2 separate regions of the Homo sapiens genome follow, and region 2 is linked to region 1. A link is an interaction called in ENCODE POLR2A ChIA-PET data of the cell type or tissue named here. Cell type or tissue: MCF 10A. All regions are shown on one strand. Links, peaks and the distances in the headings refer to the core of each region. The heading gives the core; the rest is flanking DNA. Region 1 has its middle 24 kb from the start of NFIA. Region 2 overlaps NFIA (nuclear factor I A).

What was found. ChIA-PET counts read pairs that join two places held together with the same protein. Peaks named below come from ENCODE experiments on the same cell type or tissue, not always from the same donor. Only the 100,000 strongest peaks of a DNase experiment are listed, where the experiment ranks them.
Region 2: POLR2A ChIA-PET joins it to region 1 with 14 read pairs; 8 of 35 experiments call an interaction of 5 or more read pairs at or near these places.

The regions. Positions count from the first base shown.
Region 1 is chr1:61,055,495-61,060,880 of GRCh38, forward strand. No RefSeq gene overlaps it. Among named protein-coding and RNA genes, the nearest start is that of NFIA, 24 kb to the right of the region's middle. In MCF 10A, for the core only: no CTCF peak of the experiment used is centred there; DNase peaks (open chromatin) are centred at 1,587 and 3,207.
Region 2 is chr1:61,115,924-61,121,309 of GRCh38, forward strand. The region is part of intron 2 of NFIA (nuclear factor I A); the gene reads left to right. Among named protein-coding and RNA genes, the nearest start is that of NFIA, 36 kb to the left of the region's middle. In MCF 10A, for the core only: no CTCF peak of the experiment used is centred there; a DNase peak (open chromatin) is centred at 5,198.

The DNA.
Region 1 (5,386 bases), core at 262-5,261:
AGTTCAAAGATCCCCCTATTATATCTGACCTTGCTTTCCCTGTGTTTACATTGGAGTAATAATAACCTCTAAGATTCATTGAGCTGTTTGCTACATGTGCCATGCTCTGCTCTAAGCACTTTAATATGATAACTCATTTAATTCTGACAACAGCCCTATGAATTAGTTGCTGTTTTAATCTCCATTTAATAAATGTAGGAAACTGAGGCACAAATAAACTAAGTAATTTGCCTACTACTACTTAGCCTGTGCATGTTAAAACTAGCTAGTTGTTTGGCTGCAGCACCTGTGCTCTTGACCACTGACTACACAGACAAGAGGGGTTTTGAACAGTGATCTCTGCATGTGATCCTGCTTGGAGCTGTTTTCTGAAAAAAGTAGACAGGAAGTAATTAATCCCATTAATTTGGTACATCTAGACAGCCAACCTGGCATAGAAGAACTCTTACCCACTGAAAAGTTACTTTCCATAAGCTATCCAAGTGATTCAATGCATTTTATATACAGATCATAAATAAACAAGAACATTGAAAATTGTTCCATTCCCCATATCCTTTTGGTTGGTCCTTGAAAATGGTCTTTTTCCCCTCCCCCAGAAAATATATGATTAAATTGTCATTCTCAAAGAGCACTCATACACTGTATGTATTGCAGAGCTAGGACAATAACAGCTGTTAATACAGACAATCTTGATTGTTAAGGACGCATGCATACTGGACTCATCACTTTCATCACCTTCAGTTTAAACAGATGCCACCTGAGGAATATGACCTCTTTTTCTCTCCACATTAACCCCCTCCCCCATCATTATTCCCTCTTAAATAGAATCATGGATTGTCTGTGCAAAAAAAGACTTTAGAAACCACATCATTTACCCTCTGCAATTCTACAGATGAGGAAAGGGTGGGGTGGGGGTTGGGGGCACAGAAAAAGAAAGACTTGCCAGAGCTTACAAGGAACCCAGGACTCCGTATTTCCAGTTCACTCAGTTCAGTCTACTTCCCCCAAACCAGATTGCTCCTTAGAGTTGATAAAAAGTATTTAGACTAACAGCACACTTTAAAAAAAGTTTTAACAACCCTTTTTTGGCCCAAGATACATAAAGAAGGGGCTGTCTTACTCCTTTCTTCCTTTCAGATGTGTTCCTGGAATGTCTTCACCAGATGTTTACTCGAGAACTTGCAATCTCAGTCTTCAACATGTGAGCGCATTTTAAGAGCAGTATTTTAGATCGGAACCCAATTAATGATTTTTTTTCTTTTTTAAAAAAGGGAATTTTAGTTTGCTTGCAAATGATCCGAGTCTGTAGAGTCTTTACAGACTCTGCGTTAACCTCAGTCAATTCCACTCTAGGACGTGCTAGTCTCACAGTCTAGTTTTGTTCAGACTTTATTTTGCGCCAAGCTGCATTACAGACCACTTGTCCAGGCTGCAAAAGGTTGGGGTAGGGGGTTGGGGTGACGGGCGCTTCCCCCCCGCTTCATATACGTGAAGCAATCTGGAATCATTCCACTTGGCTCTGACGCGCGCGCGCGCACACACACACGCGCGCGCACACACACACTCTCACACACACGTGTACCGTGCATGTGTGGGCGCCTATGGATCTGTGTATGCGCGCGTTTGTGATTTAAAGTGACAGGACCAAGAACTGGCTGAAGCAGAGAATTGTTTTGCGTGATAAATCAACTTGATTGTCTCCACACTGTACTTCCATTATTCACCCGAGTGCTCGGTGGTTACGGCGGACGTGCACTGCGGCAAAAATGTCCTCGGAGCCGCTAATTTTGTGGCCACTGCGGCGGCTGCGGCGGCTGCGGCAGCGGAGGCGCGGGGGCGCGAGCACGGGTTGATTTTTCAAGATCTATCTCCTTTAGTGCAACTCGCCAAATGGAATCGAGTTGACAGCAGAAGCCTCACAGGATGCGTGTGGATTGGGTTTTGTGCCTGTGATTTTTTAAAAAAATATATTTTTTATTTGTGGAGAGGAGCCGAGCTGTTGGCGCAAGAAGGGAAATATACCTTTTCTGTTTTATTTCCCCTTTATTCCCTTAAAAAAAAAATGAAAATGGCCACCACCGTTTCCTGAGCTTTCAGGAGGCCAGACCTTTGCAGATGGGGAGGTGACACTTTTTTTTTTTTTTTTTTAGACGGAGTTTCGCTCTTGTCGCCCAGGCTGGACTGCAATGGCGCGATCTCGGCTCACTGCAACCTCGCCTCCCGGGTACAAGCGATTCTCCTGCCTCAGCCTCCCGAGTAGCTGAGATCACAGGCGCCGGCCACCACGTCTGGCTAACTTTAGTAGAGACGGGGTTTCACCATGTGGGTCAGGCTGGTCGCGAACTCCTGACCTCAGGTGATCCACTCGCCTCGGCCTCCCAAAGTGTTGGGATTACAGGCGTGAGCCACAGCGCCTGGCCGGAAGTGACACTTTTAATCTGTTTCTTACCTCTGTCCCTCCCTCCCTCACCCACCTCCACCTCGTCAGCTCTGCAACAGTCCAGGGAGAGAAATTGTCATAGGCACTTGTGCCGGTCATTTGTTTTCACTCGCTTTTTTCTTCTGACAGTAGTTACCAATTTTTTTCTTTTAAAACTGATACTTTTTGTCTAGTTATCAAATTTTTAATAAATATATGTCCAGAATATGTTTGATTTGTCTTCTTAAACACCAACCCATGCAGTGGCTGAACAGCAGCAGGAGGCAATCTCTTTACCAGATCTGGTAGAGATCACCTGGGGCAGACACAACTCAATAGTTACAGACAGTTGTTTTTTTTTTAATTTTTGGAGGAAGGTGGCTAATTTACAAATTAATTTCTAGAAATGTGTGTTGATGCCTGTGAGTTTATTTAAAAACACATACAGAATTTTACTTTCATATATTTATTATTGAATTGCTATTTTCTGTAGCTGAGCATATGGATCACACCAGACATAATTTACATTTAAAAAGTGGGATTCCAAAGACTTGAGGGTCAGCTGTGCCACCCAACTTTGTTTGCAGGACAAAACCTGAATGTTTTTTGAGGGGGTGGGAAAACTTTTCCATTCATAAAGATGGCATTGACATATTTATCCTAGGTTTTTACCTCTCTTGAAGCTGACTACAGAGCCATAGTGGTATTTGTCAAATTGGGAAGATAATTGCAGTGTGAATGTGTGAGTAATGACACAGTATTGCATAATAATAACTTAAGCAGCATATCTTTGTTTACAGTGATGTAACTTTCCCAAAGTTTATATGTAGCCTTAAAGGGTTTAGTGCAGAGCGGATTGCAAATGAGTAACTGCCAAGAAGAAAGAAAGAGGGTGATCCATCCCTCCCAGTTAGTTCTGCAGTCCTCATTGTTATATGAAATCCCAACCTGCAGATACCAGGGGCAAGAGGACCCCATTTTTCTTGAACAGAAGGGAGAGATTGGAAAGAGGCCAAACTGATGACCTTAATGTATTTGATAAAGTTGGCCCGCATTGTCCATGATATGAAAAAATACTCCTTTTTAGGAGAAATTAAAAAGCTAGATGTAGCAACACAGTGAAAATCCATCTCAGTTAAATGTGAATATATACCCAGTGGAGTAAGCTATTACAACATAGTTGAAATATAGCTTTTTTTTTTTTTTTGACTGAGTCTCATTCTGTCGCCCAGGCTGGAGGGCAGTGGTGCAGTCTCAGCTCACTGCAACCTCTGCCTCCTGGGTTCAAGCAATCCTCCTACCTCAGCCTCCCAAGTAATTGGGATTACAAGCATGTGCCATCATGCCCAGCTAATTTTTGTATTTTTAGTAGAGACAGGGTTTTACCATGTTGGCCAGGCTGGTCTCGAACTCCTGACCTCAAGTGATCTGCCCACCTCAGCCTCCCAAAGTGCCTGGATTACAGGCGTAAGCCACTGTGCCTGGCCAAAAGACAGCTTTTTTTAAAAATGTGCTTCTAAAATAGTGAAAATGAGCCCAAATGAACTCACCACCAACAACCTCATTTTCTCCAACATTTAAAACATACTTAATCGGTCCTGTGTTTGGGGTACTGTTTCACAACTCATAATTTGTAAAACTGTACAACTTTCATGTTACCATAACTTGATGAGTTTTTTTTTGTTTTTTTTTTGAGAGAGGTCTCGCTCTGTCACCCAGGCTGGAGTGCAATGGCACAATCTTGGCTTACTGCAACTTCCACCTCCTGGGTTCAAGTGATTCCTGGTTTCAACTTGATAAAGTAGGCCTGCATTGTCCATGATGTGAAAAAATACTCCTTTTTAGGAGAAATTATAGCCATGCCTCAGCCTCATGAGGAGCTGGAATTACAGGCGCCCATCACCACATAGCTAATATTTGTAGTTTTAGAAGAGACAGGGTTTCACCATGTTGGCCAGGCTGGTCTTGAACTCCTGACCTCAGGTGATCCACCCACCTCGGCCTCCCAAAGTGCTGAGATTATAGGTGTGAGCCACCACCCCAGCCGGATATTTTAATTCAGCCATTACAGAAGAGACAAATGGAAGTAGGTCAACATCTAGGTCCACAGAAAGGCGGCCTACCTACCAACTCAAAGGAAACCCATACTGTCTCCCAGGCACCAAAACTTCCACTGTCTTTTTTCTTAAAGACTCACATTCCAGGGCCTCAGAGTTTGATGTGATTCTGACTTATAGCTACAAAAGTGATACCAAAATGTTTAAATTAAAATATGAACATATGAAAACTAACAAATAAGCCTTTGTTGGTCATTAAGCAAGGCCCTAAACTCATGAAATACTCCCCTAAATTCTATCAGAATTAAAACTCTTTGTGATATCCTCAGTAGAACCATGATTCACCATTACAGAGACTATAGTCAGACCACAGAGTTAATTTTTATAAACTTTCTTGGTATAGATTTTTTTTAAGCAAAAAAGAAATCACAAAAATAGCTTTCTTATAGAAAATGTTTAGTAAAATTCCTAATATGCTGCTGCTGTAGACCGTTTTGCTAAACTGGGCACTTCGTTTAATGACAATAATAAATATCTGAATAGTATAAACATTAACTATGGTATTTTCTTAGTTAATTGGTTATGTTCTTATTTTTAAAGCAACATAAAACATCATAGGAAAATCTTCAGATTTTACCATACTGGGATTGCTCTATCAATGAAGTGCTTTTTAATTTTCAACTTATGATTTATGTGTTAAGCTTTCATATTATCAATTGTAAAAAAAAAAAACAAAACTGAGGGTTTTTTACTGGGTGCACATCAAAGTTAACATAATTATATTATCTATAGACCATGAAAGTCATACTATTGTACCTAACATACACACGGAGACAATTTACAATAGTAAGTAACATTATGCAATGTTACATTTTTAAAAAATGGAAGCAAAGGCTTTGAAGAAATTGAA
Region 2 (5,386 bases), core at 279-5,278, 60 kb after region 1:
CACAGTTCTCCCTGTTCTTTTTCTTCTTTCACTCTGCAGCTGGATTCTGCCTTTCCTCCAGTGGTTATCTGAGGAGTGTCTGCCATGTCTTCTGTTTTTTTTTTTTTTTGCCTTGTTTTGAGGAGTCCCCTTTTTTCCTCCCCTGGGAGAGTTTAAATATGATGCTGATTTCTTGTCATCTTAGGGCTCCTCAGCTACAACAAAGTTAAATGGTATAAAAGCAAAGCCCAAATTAGAGACCCTAAAATAACCTTGGAGAAGGAGAGTTCTCAGTTATCAGTAGAATTGTCTTAGGAATTTGAGGAAGCCCTTGTATACAGTGAAAATGAGACCCTAAGTTAATTAACAAAATGAAAATAACTTACAGTACATATCTGCCACTTCCAGTACTGCTATAAATAATTGCAAGTGTAAGGATTTTTAGTGCAAATATGCAGAAAACATGGGCATAGAAAGTTTAGATGACCTTAATGAAGAAACAGAGTTGGCTCTGAAACTGTGCTTAGCAGGAACAACGTTTTGTGCACTTGATAAACACTGTCAGTTGTTAAGGCATCTTCTGATAGGTGAAAAGCGGTTTTTTGATGCAGTACTGCCTGGCATGCATCTTCTCGATGGTCTGTTATCTTGTGGGAATGACATTCGTTAAGTTGTTTTCTGTGTGCATCCCACCCAAATAAAGAATGTTTCATCAGCAAAGTGAATTGCCGTATAGTCATCAGACTCTAGAAATAAATTATCAACGATGACTGCAGTGGGTGAGGCTGTTTGTTTATCACATCACTTGAGAACAGAGTAAAGTGAGTTTCATATTTTCCTGAGTCTTGAATTCTCATTTTAGACATCTGTTCAGAAGCTTTCTAAGCCATGGAGTATTCTAAATGAGCATTTTGTTAAATGGATGAAGGAAGACTTAGTTTTCCATTGTTAGGTGAAACCTAATTAAAAATTAAATAATGACCTTGTGTTGGCTTGTAAATTCCTTATTTCCTGCATGTGTGAGTGTATTTTGTTAGAACATTCCATTTTAAAGCATGCCTTTTTTATGACAAGAAATACTTTTAAAATACTATTTGCTTTTGAAATTACAGTAGGGAATCAAAGGATAGTCTCTTGTTGAGAGGAAGGTATTAGAAGCATGTAGCTTTATGAACTATATTTTCTGTGAATATAGCAGAATTAGTTTAATTGTTCAATTTCACCCTCTCCAGCATGATTGCACCCATCAGGGCAGTTAACAGAGACACCGCTATTTGTGTTATACTAGGAATTCTTTATAAACTTAATAAATGAAAGCTTTTTCTCTTATAGGCCCGATTCTCTAGTGGACTTCTGGTGAAATTATGTGGCTACCTTCCATTAATGTTAATGGAGGTTATGGATATAAATCCCTCCATAGTGATGGAAGAATGAGCCCCAGAGAGAAGAATGTTTCTAATGAATCACTGGATTGTGATATAGGATTAACTTGGTGTCCCTAATACCATTTTTTTTTCCTCCTGAAAGTTTAAGGTCTTATGTTTAGGAACTAGTTTCTCTCCACCTTAATCCTTTATTGTCAAGTCTGCAATAATGTTAAGAACAGGAAAAAAAAATGTAGATTCCTGGATAGGCACAGTTTTTATATTAATGTAACTATATAGGCATAGTTTTTATATTAATGTAACTATACAGCACCTATTTTTGTGTTTTACTATTACTTGGCAGACATCTTGAGTGTTTTACAAGGTTATCGTATATTTCACTAATAATCGTTGCTTGATAATTTGGTGTCCTGACAGACTGCAGTTTATTATTTAGTATTAAAGCTCTCAAATGTATTTATTGAGCACCTGCTGGGTACAAGGCTTTGAGCTTAGTGATGAAAGCATATGACATAGTCTGTAGCCTCAAATTTTCTATAATCTCGTGATAAAAGTAGGTACCAGTTCATTAGTTGCTTTCCAGTGGGGCACAAATTATGGAACATCGTCTGGCTGGCCGGGCGTGGTGGCTCAAGCCTGTAATCCCAGCACTTTGGGAGGCTGAGGCAGGTGGATTGCCTGAGATCAGGAGTCCAAGACCAGCCTGGCCAACATGGTGAAACCCCATCTCTACTAAAAATACAAAAAATGAGCCAGGCATGGTGGCAGGCGCCTGTGATCCCAGCTACTCAGGAGGTTGAGACAGGAGAATCACTTGAACCTGGGAGGTGGAGGTTGCAGTGAGCTGAGGCCGCACCACTGCACTCCAGCCTGGGCAACAGAGTGAGACTCTGTCTCAAAGAACAAAAAAAAAAAAAAGAAAAGAAAAAAAAGAAATATTGTCTGGCTAAAGAAAGGAAAAGAATTCTTATTCAGAATCAGCATGATCACTTCTGGGAATCTGAATGGAGAAAATAATTCTATATGTAATGATGTTTTCAATCAATATTATTTTAGGTGGTTTATTTATTCAGCCAACTGTTGTTGGCTGCCCACTGTATACCAGGCAGTGTGCTAGATACTGGGAGTACAGCAGTGAGCAGCACAGAGACAGCCCTGGTCTCATGGAGTGTGCACTTTGAGTGTGGGAAACAGTATGTGGGTACATAAACAAAATAATTTCTAATGTGATAGATCTCTAAAGGAAACAGGCAAGGTGATAGAGAATAACTAAGAGGACCTGCTTTAGATGGGAATGTGAAGGATGAGGCCGCATTCATACTAAGCATCCAAGTAAGGAGAAGACCAAGTGCAAAAAGTTTGGTCGGGATGAGTGTGTGTGTGTGTGTGTGTGTGTGTGTGTGTGTGTGTGTGTGTGTGTGTACCAGAGACTGAAGGCCATTATGGCTGGACAGTTAAGGGAGAGTGACCTAAATAAAGTTCATATTGGCGGGAGAGCAGCTTGCCACAGGGTTACACAGAATAGGCAGTGGTGGTAAAGGCAGCATTTGAATCCAGGTCCATTTGGCTTTGGAATGTGCTGTTATAGCAGCAGAGGGCAAGTGTGAAACATAATTCAAGGAAATAATTGCTGTAGCCATCCAGACCAGAGGAGGATCGCTTTGATCTAGGAAAACATCTCAGTAGTCTTTGAAAAAATGTACAGAATATGAAAGATATTATAGGTCTTTTCCTCCTATAATACAACCAGGAAATTATTCAGGCTAATTTTTTCAGAAAAATTATTACAATAAATTATGATCTCCCTTTGAAAGGTATAATGTATTCAAACCTTTTTAATTAGCTAATCTTTTCCTGTGAAATCTTAAATATTTGCACGTATAATTGGTAATTTTAGCTTTTATGTAGGTATGTTTCCCCCTGGTGTTACTTACAAAACCTGGCTTACTCAAGGCCCAAAGTCCACCCCACTAGTAAACTCTCTCGTCTCTGTTCCTGTGCCAAGTGCTCTTCCTTTGTTACCAGGTCCACATAATTAATAGCTTTATCATATGAGGTAATTCAGTTACTCAGCAAAACAAATGATATACACTTTTAGAAATAGCTCTAGAAAGTAAACTTGAACGTAAAATTGTTTAGTAAGAGGAAATTTCTGTTTGTCTTTAATTAAGAGAAACTGTATGGAAATGTAAGCTAAGGATGCATTAATCAGAGAAGTTGGCATTGCACTGTTCTTCATTTTTATTTGGCATAGATTGCATGGGTGCTCATTAAATAATTTGTATGACTGAAATAACTTGTGATAGTTCTTGCTAAAGTTTTGCATGGACTCAGACTAAAGAAACTTTAAAATTTGAATTAAAAAACATTCAATTCTTAGGTTTGAAGGTTTGAGTTACTTATTATAACTGAAAATCTTTATTATCAAAATGTGTGTTCATTATAGTGTTTGCTTGCCTTCTTGGGTGAAGAAATACTTATTATGAGAGTATGTAGATTTTCCGTGAAGAATTAGTAATCATGCATCAGGTTGATACCTGGTGAGTAGATATTTGTATTTAATGCTCTTAAATTTTAACAGCCTTGCCTCTGTATGCCCTGCTCATCTGTGTCTTACCAACTTTGATATTGTTTGAAAAATAAACATTTGAAGGAAGAAGTTTGCATATTTAGAGGGTTGGTAGTTCATTACCTGCATGTAGGTTATGCCCACATCGCAAAGAAATCTGATCTATATGGGTAACATATTTGGATAATCAAGGCCAAGGTAAAGGGATTCATTCCCCCTTCTTGAATTTTATGGTTTCTGTATGTCAAACCAGATTTCATTGGTTTAAATCTTGTGGTGTACACTTGGCCATTGATTTGGTTTGAGCTCTGTAATATTTGTAATTATGTGAGATGACAAGATTGAATTAACTTAATTGTAGAGTTTTACATAGTGTCTGTATCAACATCCTAATAAAATAATATGAAATTCAATAAGTAATGCCAAGTGGGACAGTGAGCCACTCACATAAGCTTACTAAACTTGATATATTCTTATGGCACTCCTCCAGAATGTAGAAGAAACACATTTATCTAGGTGATTAGTATTCTTTCTGTCTGCCAGATTTAAGGATTGTTTGGAAATATTGTTAGAATCAAAATCAACGTTTGTTACTACACAGGGTTGAGCATTCCAGGCACACTCTGGTCGTTTTGTTATTCTAATGTCCACTTATTTCATGTCTGCCGTGACCGTGACAGTTTTCAGTCACACAGAGCTGCCATCAAAAGAGTGATAAGCTTGTAAGTGAAGCCTTTGGGGAAGCAATAAAGTCATTTTTCTGGTCCCATCTCAAAAGACATTATTGGAAATTTATTTAAAAGTGATCAAGGTAGCACATACGAGGCCTTCTACAGTTTGCATTTTGGAAGTTATTAACAATCTGCAGTTAAGTCCATTTAAAACTGAAAGTGGCTCTTCCACAAACTACTTTTTAAATAGCTTGCTGGTTCTAAATTTAAGGAGAATGGAAATATTGGAAATTAAAAGTCAAAAGAAATTTCTGGGGCATAAGATCCTTTCAAGTTTACAATTTCTCACTTTAGATTTAAAACTTGAACACGGCCATACTTTGCATTTTATGATATCTAATTAGTGCCTTGTAATATATTTTGTGAACAGTATCTGTTAGCCATAATATCAGGGACAGTTTAAAAAATCTTCAGTACATTTATGATAAAAGTATTAGCATTGTAAGGTCTTAAATTGACATCTAGGACATTAGGAAATCAAATTTAAAGCATTGCATTGTCTGTTACTCAATGGAGTGGACTGAGGACAGCGTGTGACTTGTGTACTGCAAATGATGCAATAGCTAAATATCCTAGTGTGAGTTAAGGTTGATTAAGTGATCATCTTTAACTCTGCTTTTCCCAGGGCTCTTTGAACTCTTGTTTTATTAGGTAATATGCTATGCTGTTATTTTATTGCTGTTTAAAAAACCTTCTCTTTTGGGAAAGAAAACATGTGAATT